Linked DNA regions of Homo sapiens: region 1 is linked to region 2. The links are chromatin contacts, found by Hi-C in ENCODE. All regions are on one chromosome and are shown on one strand. The core of a region is the stretch at or near the end of the contact, and the rest is flanking DNA. Distances in the headings are between cores, read along the strand shown.

Evidence for each region. A loop is a pair of places that touch in the nucleus more often than their neighbours do. Pooled maps may share reads with other maps.
Region 1: a loop to region 2 is called in a map of naive thymus-derived CD4-positive, alpha-beta T cell, with 17 times the contacts of the local background. The contact joins the promoter of PAM here to the promoter of FAM174A in region 2. A Hi-C loop is called at or near these places in 1 of 168 maps with a recorded cell type or tissue (naive thymus-derived CD4-positive, alpha-beta T cell), 1 of 37 single-sample maps with no recorded cell type and 8 of 50 pooled maps.

The regions. Positions count from the first base shown.
Region 1 is chr5:102,752,173-102,758,898 of GRCh38, reverse strand. PAM (peptidylglycine alpha-amidating monooxygenase) reads right to left here and starts at 3,594. Exons shown (of 26, transcript NM_001177306.2): 1 at 3,551-3,594. RefSeq lists enhancers at 2,871-2,960, 2,532-3,032, 4,040-4,565 and a silencer at 3,351-3,900.
Region 2 is chr5:100,532,821-100,538,764 of GRCh38, reverse strand. It overlaps FAM174A (family with sequence similarity 174 member A), which reads right to left and starts at 3,391. Exons shown (of 3, transcript NM_198507.3): 1 at 2,801-3,391. The coding sequence starts at 3,234. It overlaps FAM174A-DT (FAM174A divergent transcript), which reads left to right and starts at 3,522. Exons shown (of 5, transcript NR_172939.1): 1 at 3,522-3,604; 2 at 4,613-4,685. RefSeq lists an enhancer at 3,133-3,432.

The DNA.
Region 1 (6,726 bases), core at 2,345-4,844, 2.2 Mb before region 2:
ATATTTTTATATATGTATTCATTTTTAAAATGTGGACCACTGAAATTCCATTCCTTCCCCCCTCCCCCTACCCTGGAGAAACTAAAATAACTACTTGAGTCATAGAGCAATAGCTGTATACTGGCAATGTGCTAAGAACCACACATGGATTAGCTCATTTAATGCTGACAACAGTCCTTTCAGGTTAGTATTTCATTATTCCCATTTTGGAGAGGTAAACATTCAACCCCAGATAAAATGAAGGCCTTATTCTCCACAACACAGTAAATTGTAGGGATACATGATGACTGAAATTTCTGCCAGGATACCTGAGAGCACATGACACCAACAGCAGCTTTATTCACAGCCCATCTTTTGAGCTATTTGTATGTGGTTTTAATAATTAGCTTTCGCATTCAAATGGTAAAGAAAGTTCTTATACACACAAGAAGCATTTATGGCTATTATACCAGATGACACGGCTTCCAGGGCAGTAAGAAGGATCTTTAATCTCATTTCACAAATAGAAAAACAAAGGTATGGAACAATAAAGCCAAGTGTAAAGTTAACATTATGTCCCTCAGGCTGCCCCTCAGCCTGCCATGCCTTAATGTGAGAGTCCAATCAAAGCCTCAAAGCCCAGTATGTAAAGCCTAATAAATTCTGCACATAGCAGATAGATAAATTCTTCCTAGGAGGAGGAAAAGAATCAGAGATGTCACTGAGTCACACAAAATACAACCTAGACAGAAAGTCAAGATCCCTGGTCAATCTTTTCCAGGTGGAATTCTTGCTCATTCTTTGCCCCAAGAAAAAAAAAAAAAAAAAAAAAAAAAAAAAAAAAAACAAAATTCTAAGTCTTTTTTTTTTTTTTTTTTGAGACAGGGCCTCTCTCTGTGGCCCAAGTTGGAGTGTGGTGGCATGATCACAGCTCACTATAGCCTCAACCTCCCAGTTTCAAGAGATCCTCCCTCCTCAGCCTCTTGAGTAGCTGGGACTACCGGCGTGCACCACCACACCTGGCTTTTTTTTTCTTTTAATATTTTTTGTAGAGAGAAGGTCTCACTATGTTGCTGGTTTCAAACTCCTGAACTCAAGCAATACTCCCGCCTCAGCCTCTCAAAGTGTTGGGATTACAGGCATGAGCCACCACACTCAGTCTCACCAAGTCTCGTAACTTTTAAAGTCAAATTTCCAGAGTCACTTCAGGACCCACCAGGCCTTAAGGTCCAGCTTATTAAAAATCTTACATTAAATCTCTGTATATTTTTTCTAGGCATTATAATTTCCTTCCTCAAGGAGTTGAGAAAAAAACTGTATGTGGGAACCACAACATACAGTTGAAGGAAGTTAGAATTAAAATTTCTATAGCTTTTAACATTTGATTAGCACATCATACATGTGTAGAATGTTTTCCTAAGCTTTCATTCTAAAAACACAGAATTCATTTTATTTCCAAGTGCACCTTGATGAAGTAGGAGCACATGGCATTTTATTTTAGAAAGCAATGTCTTAACAAACTTGTTATTTCTTCCAATTATGCAAACTCACCAAATGATTTTTTATCTATTTATTTATTTAGTTTTATCTTTTTTTGAGAGAGTCTCACTCTGTCACCAGGGCTGGAGTGTGTGGAGTGATCTCAGCTCACTGAAACCTCCACCTCCCAGGTTCAAGCGATTCTCCTGCCTCAGTCTCCCAAGTAGCTGGGATTACAGGTGCCTGCCACTATGCCCAAGTAATTTTTTGTATTTTTAGTAGAGATGGGATTTCACCATGTCGGCCAGGCTGGTACGGAACTTCTGACCTTGTGATTTGCCCGCCTCGGCCTCCCAAAGTGCTGGGATTACAGGCGTGAGCCACCGCAGCCGGCCAAATGATGATCTTAAAGGGCCTTTGATAATGCATTCTTGACCTCATTCTACTTGCCATGTATAGTCATTAGAAGACTGTTCATATAAAAATATGAAATAAAACTACATAGTCTTTAAGTTACCTTGGAAGGCCCTTCAGGACAAGGAACATACTCTATATCTTTATATCTTTAAAGCATATAGCAGAGTGCATCGCGGAATGAAAATGCCTATTAAGTCAGGAATGCAGGAACGACAGGGCTTACCATTTAATATCAATTCTAAAGCTGATTATTTATTTTTGAGACAGGGTCTTGCTCTGTCACCGAGGCTGGAGTGCAGTGGTATAAACACAGTTCACTGCAGCCCTGACTTCCTGTAAAGCTGATTTTTTAGGCCATTTACTTGCTTTATAAAGTAACTAGAATGGCATGAACTATGCTTTTTTGTGCCTGTGATTATAAACTGAAAATTTACAAACAATATGTCACATGTTATTTGAGCTAAATGTCTGATTTTACTAAAATGAAAGTATCCTTCCTGGATTATTAGAATTAGCAGTAAATTTAAGTTTGCACCTAGAAGAGAAAAGCGATTGTAAAGAATGTAAAACATCTGAAGCAAACAAAGTCCAATAAGATCTTCCTTCTACTTGAATTTCTATGACCACAAAGGCACAGGATGTAAGGTCCATAGCTTTGTACACAGGGATTGGTGGGGACGACACGATTTCAACTCTGAACCCCAATGACCAGCTCCAGGAACACATGCCTTTTAGCCCCGCAAAGCTACTGACCAAATCACCCAGAGAGATAATCACATCTCAGCCAAAGGACCTGAACTCAGACGATCAGAACACAGGACCTGCCATCAGGCAGCTGCACGAGACAAGAGACCGTGCTCAAAATCACGTAATACCCTAAGTCATCCCAAGGGAGCCCCACAACTACCCTCAGCGGCAGGCAGAGCTGACGCATATTTTGCAGATGACAACATACAGGTTCCGATGGGGCGGGTCCCAAGGCCACAGAGCTGGGAAGGTGACTGAACCTAGACTTAACTAGTATCCCAAGTGGTGGATACTTCCCATTCTGCCTTGGAGATCGCCCTTCGCCCGCGTATTACATTCGGAGGCTGGCAAAACGGCAGGAAGAGAGCAAAGCTGGGCAAGGACGGGAAAGAAAGAGGGGAAGGAATTTCCACTGCTTCCCGGCACTCGCCCCCACTCCACACCCCAGGTTGCTACTCCGCGGCGGCCTCTACTTCCCCAAACTAGACTGAAGGGCGGGCGGAGAACCGAGGAGGCTTTCTAGGCGTCACGGAGAGTTCTCCAAGTTGGGGGCAGAAAAGGCGAATGAACAAATTGTACCCCCTAGGGAGAGGGCACAAGGAGAAGTGCGGAGGTGAGAAGGACCGGAGGGGAGGACGACCCCTCACAAACTGGCCAGGGACTTAATAATGGTGATGAAGGGTCGTGAGAGAGGTTTGGGAAATGCGAGAATAGCTCAGTCCCCAAAATCCTCCCTGGCCGCATCGCTGGATCCCCGCCCCATCCCCCCACCCCCGACCCGGGCAGCCCGGGAGAAAAAGCAACAACCTCCTGGGGCACCAGGAATTGGTGGCAGCAGGATCCCGAGCCCAGGCCCCCTTCCGCGCCCCCACCCTCACCCTTGCCCTGACCGCCTCGCAGTGGCGGCAGCAGCGGCAACAACACCAACCTGCGCGACCACGGGCTCTGTCCGGGACGGAAGCCGGAGCCTGCGGGCGGCGGAGCGGCGGGCGGAGTTAGTTGGAGGCTCCGGCTCCCTGGGCGGGGACAGGCTGAGCACGCGGAGGCAGCGGCGGTGGCGGGGGCTCCCTCTCCTCGGCGTGCGCCGGGCCCAGCCGGGTCCGCCGCTCGCCCTCGACTCCTGGGGCAGGTCTCAGTCCCTCCCCGGGGGCGGCTCCCGGGCCAGCCCCGCGCTCGCCTCCTCCACGCCGGCGGCCTCTGCTCCGCCCTGCCTCTTTGGGCGCAGGGGGCGCGGAGCTTGGGAAGTGGAGCCCTGGCGAGTCCCCAGCGATTGCGCGCAGCTTCCCGGGGTTTCCCTGCGGGGGTCGCGTGTGCTGGGTGTCTGAACTCACGCGCGGGCCAGAGGTAGCCAAGAGCTGGAACTCTTGCCCAAGTGCCCCGGGGAAGGGAGTGAAGGCCCGGCCTGAAAGTCTCTGACCCTCCCGAGTCTCGTGTCCCTAGAAGCAGCCTTGCGAGGTGGCCACGCCAGCTGCCCTGAGAGAAGCAGAGGAAAATGTCCGACTCTCCCTCCGCCCAGCTTCGCGCCAGAAGAACGTTTCCCGAGAGAAGGAAGGACCCATTGACCCCCAGCCCTTGCTCCAGCCTGGAGACCTGGCTGAGTGCATGGAACTGGAAGGATGGCAGAGTACCGGGGCTGAAAGCCTGGGAAATGTGCTATTTCTATTCACACCACCCCCTTGCCCGGCCCCTGGATTCAGGCCACCTCGCTCAGGTCTGCGCAGTGCTTCCCAGTTCACACCTCCGACCCGAGGAGGGAGGTCGGTATCCCTTTCTTAGCCTGGCTTCCCGCCTCCATCTGCATCCCTTTCTGCTAAACCTTTTTAACCCGCAGAGTGCCCAGCGCGCACACACCGATCACTTCGCCCCTAAACTGCGGGCAGGGAACTCTGGAGCCACCCACATCCCCAGCCTCACCCCAAAGCAAGAGAAAGCAGGGAGCCGCGCGTGGGGTGGTGGGGGCGGGGCTGGAGAGTTCCAGTAGGAAGGTTTTATACCCAAGAGGCTTGATGATGTGCAGTACTGACCCCACACACAAATTGATATGCGTTTAATTGAAGGCAGGTATTTGCCACTGTCTCTCCCTGTCTGCAGGTAACCGCTTGAGTGCGTTCACCTCGCCTCTTCCATCCCCAGCGCCAGCCCAGCCCCCTCTCTTTCTCCCAGAGTCCCATCCTCCTCTCCCTCACCTCTCCCATCCCAGCTCCCTGCAGCGCGGGTCCCGAGCTGCTCCAGATCCCCAGCACCCAGCTCTGGTCTTTCCAGACAACTCCTCCCCTTCAGAATCTGGTGTGGTAGCAGGGAGGTTGTGAGAAGGGACACTGAGGAAGATAAAGAAGGAGAAGCCAGTGGACTGGGAAGAAGGTAGGAAAGTGCGAACCGAAGGGGTACACCGGAGAGGAGCTATGGGAAATGAGGCAAAGCCTTCAGGCTATAGGGGGATTCCCAGAAAGAAAATCATTTTCTCCATAGGGAAACTACCGATGCTCGCTGTAGACCAGTTGGAAAATCTGTTGTACACCCTCCCAACAGAATTCCTAGTGAGCAGTGGCCAGACTGGTCAGGGCCTAGAGCATGTGTCCAGGAACTCCATCCACTTCCCAACCCAAATTCCAAGGCAGGCGGATGACCCTCATTTTGGAAACTTGATTCTGAGAAGGTGCGAGAAGACACCGAGCTGAGTCTGTTTACGGATCCCGGGCTGTTCTTCATCTTTAGGCATCTCCTAAGTCACTTTATCTCTTCCTCCTGGTCTGGGTTGTTAAGGAAAGCAAGCACTTGAGACCCTCCCTCAAATACGTCTCTCCTCTGTGTGTGTGTGTGTGTGTGTGTCACAGAGAGAAAGTTTGTGGTGTGAGAGAGAGAAGAAAATGTGGAGGGGCAGGAGTTCTAGGCTATGGTGTTTTGTTTCTCTTTGTTTTCTTTCTTCAATTCAGTACATTTTTGTGCCAAGATGATTTTCTTGTTCAGTGGTGACTATATTTTTGCCTTAAATGTGGGAGAGTAGTTGGGACAACACTTCTAAATGTAACCTGACGGTAACCTCTCACACCCTCAAGGTCCTGGTGTGTCTGGAATTGGTGAGTTCTTGGTCTCACTGACTTCAAGAATGAAGCCGCGGACCCTCTCTGTGAGTGTTACAGTTCTTAAAGGCAGCATGTCTGGAGTTTGTTCCTTCTGATGTTTGGATGTGTTTGGAGTTTCTTCCTTCTGGTGGGTTCGTGGTCTCACTGGCTCAGGAGTGAAGCTGCAGACCTTCGTGGTGAGTGTTACAGCTCATAAAGGCAGTGTGGACCCAAAAAGTGAGCAGCAGCAAGATTTATTGCAAAGAGCAAAAGAGCAAAGCTTCTCCAGTGTAGAAAGGGACCCCAGCGAGTTGCTACTGGGGCAGCCTGCTTTTAGTCCCTTATCTGGCCCCACGCACATCCTGCTGATTGGTCCATTTTACAGAGAGCTGATTGGTCTGTTTTACAGAGAGCTGATTGGTCCGTTTTGACAGGGTGCTGATTGGTGCGTTTACAATCCCTGAGTTAGACACAAAAGTTCTCCAAGTCCCACTAGATTAGCTAGATACAGAGTGCTGATTAGTGTATTCACAATCTCTTAGCTAGACATAAAGGTTCTCCAAGTCCCCACCAGATCAGCTAGATACAGAGTACTGATTGGTGGATTTACAAACCTTGAGCTAGACACAGGGTGCTGATTGATGCATTTACAAACCTTGAGCTAGACACAGAGTGCTGATTGGTGTATTCACAATCCCTTAGCTAGACATAAAGATTCTCCAGGTCCCCACCAGATTAGCTAGATACAGAGTGCTGATTGGTGCATCCACAAACCCTGAGCTAGACACAGAGTGCTGATGGAGCAGGGGGCAGCGCTAGTCTAGGAGGCTTGGGGAGGTTCGGTAGCGCAGGAGCCCACAGCCTTGGGGGAGGCTCAGGCATGGCGGGCTGCAGGTCCCGAGCCCTGCCCCGCAGGGAGGTAGCTAAGGCCCAGCGAGAAATCGAGTGCAGTGCCAGTGGGCCAGCACTGCTGGGGGACCAGGCGCACCCTCCGCAGCTGCTGGCCCGGGTGCTAAGCCCCTCACTGCCCTGGCGGGCGAGG
Region 2 (5,944 bases), core at 2,142-4,641:
CAATTATCCTTAAATTTCCAAATCCTTACCACCTACCTGTTCAGCAATATAATACATGAAGAGTGCTCATCCATTAGGCAACTGCTTATTCAGTGCCCATCATATATTGCACATGATGTTTAGCACTGAGGATATAGGGGAGAATAAGACAGAAAAGTCTCTTTTCATAGAGATTAAGTGTTCATTTTAGGCAATCTACTTTGTCCCTACCGTGTTCCTTGCATATATATATATACACTTACATATATATATATATGTTTTGTATTTCTACAGTGAGAACCTGACTGTTCTTTGGAATGTTTCCAGACTCAAAAAGGAAGTTATTATTACCTACATATTCATTATAAATGAATTAGATAAAAACAAAACTATTTGAAAGTCTCATGTAGTTCAATGTAATAAAATTTTACAAGTAAAATATTTTCTGCATCACCTCAAATCAGTTAAGAAAATAATGATTTTGGCCCATTCTTCTCCCTTGGCACAAATAACTAATTTCAGTGCACTGTCACACATAGTTTGAAAATGGGAGCCAAAATGAGCATTCACCAAGATAATGAAGAAAACCATAATCTGGAAGCAAAAAGTATGAGTTCGGAACACTGCCCAGACATTGTTAGCATCATTCAAGCTTTGGATGCCAGGCAGCCAACTAAATGTAGGACTTGGACTGCATGAATATGTTAGATGCTGGTTAAAGAATGCACTTTTTATTAGCCATAGTTCAGAATTTGGCTGTTAACACACATCATGTTACCAAGTCATCCAATAGGATCATATTGGAAGGACTGTATCTGTCCAAGTTTTACAACATTAATGACAGAAAATCAATGGTAATAAATATGTGTATTTAAAATAATTAAAAAGGTGGAAGCAAAAGGAAAAAAACAAGGAAGGAATATTCCCCCCAAATTATCATTATACTTATCATTTTTATGTATAAGAGATACAACATTCAAGGGGCCATGCATTTTTATAGGAACTATGTACAGACAGCAGTAAATAACAGTTATATAGTGAGGAAAATAATTTGTTTCAATATTCTTTTAATCTTTCTTTATATTAAGAAGAAAGTCTCAGTTTGGTGGTAATATGCTTTTAACACTTAGAGTGTGAGTGCAGATTTGCTAGCCTTTGTGAACCAACAATATCTAGCTCAAATAATATTTCTTACAGCTGTGGTTCTCAAATATTGCTTACGCCTGCTGTTTTGGATTTCTTTACATTCTTAAAATTGTTCAGGAACCCAAAATAACTTATATTTATGTGAATTACACATATCAACTTTACCATATTAATTAAACTTGAGAAAACCTATACTTATCAACTGATTTAAAATAATAGTAAACACATTACAAGTTAACATAACTTTTATGAAAAACAACTATATTTTCAAAAAAGAAAAAAACGTAAAAAGAATGACATTTAGATTCTTATTTCCAATTCCCTTTAATATCTGGCTTAAGGTGATAGGAGTAGATAAAAAATAGAAACAAAAAATAGGAAATGGATAGATTTTTATATTTACTTCTGCATTAAATCCTTTGCAATGTGTTGTTTGGTTGAAGCATACAAAGTAATTCCATCTTCGCACAGATATAAACTTGGAATGGAAAGAAACATTTTAATAGCCTTTTTATATATGAGTGGTTATTCCTTTATGATACTACTACACCAAAACTTGACAAGCAGTTTCTTAAAGATTAGTTGCAATGTGGAATCTGAAACAATATCAATGAACTACTTGTACCCTATAAGCCTGTAACAGAATGTATTATTTTGAAAATAGTTTTAATACTGTAGATGCCCTGAAGAGGTCTAAGTGAAACTCCCACCTGTGTGGTTCCCTGGCCCACATGTCAAGAACCACTGGCTTACACTATTTTTTAACTAGCCAAGTGATGTTGGTTTTCCATTCATGATAATAACGACTTGTTTAAAAGGAAACTTTTGCTTTAAATAATCAGTTTAAAGAAATATGTTAAATTACAATACAGAGGGTATTTATGGGAAAAACGTGAATTTTGAAAACAATAAACAAACATAAGCTGCAAACCTACCCTCTACACTTATTTTATAATGAAATAAACTGCTAGACAGCTTTCCCTCACCTTATCTCTTTGCTGGCTTCTCCTAATGGTGAGGTCTTGGCTCTGTATGTCAACTCTTCAGGAAGGTGATTCTCTGCCACTTAGGTGGCAGATTAAAGGGCAATACTAGGAAACACTGATAGTAAGGAAGAACTTTTCTTCTCCTGAATTTTATAAAAATAAAATATCCATAAGGCACCTCTATATTACTATTAATCCACTCAAATATATATTGATTTCCTATTAAGTGGCAGCATTGTACAAATAATTTGTAAGACTCACAAACCTACTAAATAGATATCCTGTCTTTAAAGAGTTTGCATTCTGATTGGCAAAATTTTGACCAGTTAGGTATACAAAAATTTAGACTAGAAAGGTAGAAGTATTACAAGACAGAGTAGTCAAAATTCTAGGGAATAAAGATTATCCTCACTTCAGAGAAAGGGTGCCCTTTGAGGCTGACGTGGGTTGTAGGTCAGATGAAGAGATTTGGAGGTAGGGCACTCATTTATAAACAAAAGGCAGCAATTAGTTATAGGTTTAAATTGCTCCAAAGGTAACAGGCCTTTAAGAAAGTCAATATCATATTCTTAAGCAGGAGTCCCTGATGCTGGGGAAGGGGGAAAGGGTCACAGAAGTCAGCCTTGCTGGAGATCACCGGCCTGCGTATCTCAGGCCCACGGGGGTGCCCCACCGAGGCTTTGCCTCACCTGACCGTCCTGACCACGAAGTACACCAGCACCGCGCCGCTCACCACCATCAACACGGTCAGGGCCCGCTGGGTCATGGGCTTGTCGCCAGGGTTGGGGCTCACAGCAAGGCCGCCACCCACCGAGCCTTCCCCGGCCTTCCCTCCGTGATCGTCCGTCTCAAGCCCGGCCACAGGGTTGCTGCCATTGCCTCCCTCGGAGCCCCGCGGCCCCGCAGCTTCAGCCAGACCACGGCCCGGCTGCTGGGCAGGGGTAGGGCCCGGTGGCAGCGGCGGTAATGTCCGTGGTCTAGGGTCAGGAGGCCCAAGACCTGGCGCGGCCTCGGCTGCCTGCAGCAGGACTGCCAGGGGCCCGCTTAGTTCAGGCAGCAACAGCAGGAGGAGGACGGAAGCCAAGAGGTGGCTGAGACAGCAGCAGCACTGCGAGGCCTTCATCGTTCCCGGACCGCTCTCTCACCACCCGGGAGCCGCCAGGCCCGCCACGCTGGCTCCAAGAGGGACCATAGGCGCGGTGGAGAATGAAGCAGAGGTGACCAAACGCCAGGGAGAGGCCCGGTCGTGGCAGGTGGCAGAAGCTACAGCAGTGGCAGCTGCCCGGAGAACCGGAAGTTCGTACATCTCAGCGGCCACTGCTGCTAAGGACGCCTTCGGTTGCTAACTTGTAGGGGCGGATGCACTTGGTGACGTCAGAGGCCTAGCGCCCAGTGCGCACGCGCACTTGTGTAAAAAGCGAGGACGTGACCGTTTTGGAAGCATTGTTCTTTTCACTGTTAGTGAGGAGCGGTCAAGGATGCGTATTAAGAAAGTAAGTAGACAAAAAGAGATTGTGTAAAATGTACAGCAACTCTCTCATGCAGGAACCCTGAGAGATTGGAAACTCATAATCTGAATTCATTGGTGTCAAACTGCAATAACACATTTAATCTGTAAGCCAGAAGGGCTTAGTTTTCCTTAGCTTCATTACAAGCTTTAAGCAGGCTTTTTTTCCTGCCTATGGGTCCCTGACCTCCCTTTCTAAAGAGCATTTGCTTGTAATGAGTTCATGTCCTTTGTAGGCACATGGATGAAGCTGGAAACCATCATTCTGAGCAAACTATTAGAAGGACAGAAAACCAAACACTGCATGTTCTCACTCATAGGTGGGAATTGAACAATGAGAACACTTGGACACGGGATGGGGAACATCACACACCGGGGCCTGTCGTGGGGTAGGGGGGAGGGATAGCATTAGGGGATATACCTAATGTAAATGACGAGTTAATGGGTGCAGCACAGCAACATGGCACATGTATACATATGTAACAAACCTGCACGTTGTGCACATATACCCTAGAACTTAAAGTATATTAAAAAAAATTACTTTAGAAAACTTTACCATTGTAAGTTATTTCTCTTCCCTTTTCAGATGTAAATATTTTTTAAAGCTTCTGGCCAGTTATATAATTGAAAACTATCTCAAGGGTATGGAAAGCCATCATGCCTTTGAAATATAATCAGCAAGGAAGGTAGTGGGCCATCTCTTATTTTGTGTGAGAGGAAAGGAACCTAACTGTTGTAGGCTTCTCGCTTCAAGTTGTAAAACCACCTCCTGTCATGGAGGAGAAAATTTACTTTTCCTTTGGGTAAAGTCAATCAGCAAACTCAGGTGGCCGGTGATCTTCCCAAAATAGCTCTTAATAACTCTCCACTCCTTTTTTTCTTTTAGAGGAGTTGAGATTAGAAGAGTTTTATCCCCTTTCCCAACAGCAGTAGTCTTCAATAATGTCTTCCTTGCCTGTTTGACTTCAGTAATATGGAACTTCAATTTGTGCAGATAACTAGAAGTGGCCGCATGATGTACCTCTCACCAATGAGATGCCTGTCAAGGGTATACGTGGGTCTTTTGAGTAAGTTATTGTTTTCATTGCTAAAAGAGAGACAGATACAGGTAGATATATACAGAGAGAGAGCCAGAAACACACACACATGCATACACACACCTACCTCTCTCATTATTCCTTTCCCCCTTTCACTTGCCTGCCCTCTCTGCACAGAAAGTTCTGGCCCTAACCTTGAAAAGAATATGACCCAGCTAGTCCTCTGATCCTAGTAGACTGTGGGATATCTGGCGTAAACTATGACTAAACCTATAGCCTGGCACCAAATGCAGCCAAGGTTAGCTTAAGTTAGTCAACCCCAGCTTGACCAAAGAAGTGAAAAATAAATGCTTATTTGCTGTATGCCACTGATATTTCTATGGTTATTGATTATGCCACATTATTCTAGCAATAGTTGATTAAGAAGCTAGAATCAAATCATGGTATTAATTAGGAGAATATAATAATGTGGCAGTAACCTGATACAAATTTCTCATTCTGAGATTTTTTCCCCTTATTTATGTATTTTTTTTTTATATCCTGTGCTTGGTACAACTTGTTTGCAAGCCAATTGATAACAAGTAAATGAACAAGTATATTAAAATTAAGAGAAAAATTCATAAACAACTAATTTTACTTAGTTTGAAAGATTGTATTTCACATAGATATTTGTGCTCAAAATTGTAACTTTCTATTGCACAAACAAAACACAGTATCTTCTCCTAGGAAAATTTTTGTTCATTCCCATGACAGATTTCAAGATGTCATTATATAATGATGTTTTACAAACAATATGGTATTCTAAAAAGAGCACAGTAACTTCCAGGTATGTTGCCTGCTTAAGATCACTTTTGTTGAGAATTGAGTATCTCTGAAAAATCTGATTTTGTTTTTGTTGTTGTTGTTTAGTTAGTTGGTTGCTATATCAGGAGAGATCTGTACTTAAAAAGTTTATCCTGGCAGTAATATAGCCATTTTAAGTGAAGGTAGAAAGTGCTGGGCACCAAGCAGGTTAGTATATAGTCCTAGGGCTATAGAGGCCTGTAGGATTGGATTAATGGGAAAAAAGTTAGGGAAATGGACAGGATATGACAATATCTGGATGCAGGTAGTAAGGGAAAGGAAAGAGATTCTTAAATTTCAGTGTACATGAAAATCACTCTGAGAGCTTGTTAAAAATGCATATATAGTCCATGTCTCCACTTCCAAAAATTCTGTCCAGAATTTCTAAAATAGTGATCTAGAATCTCCAATTTTAACAAATTCCCTTTCTTATTCTGTTTTGGGTA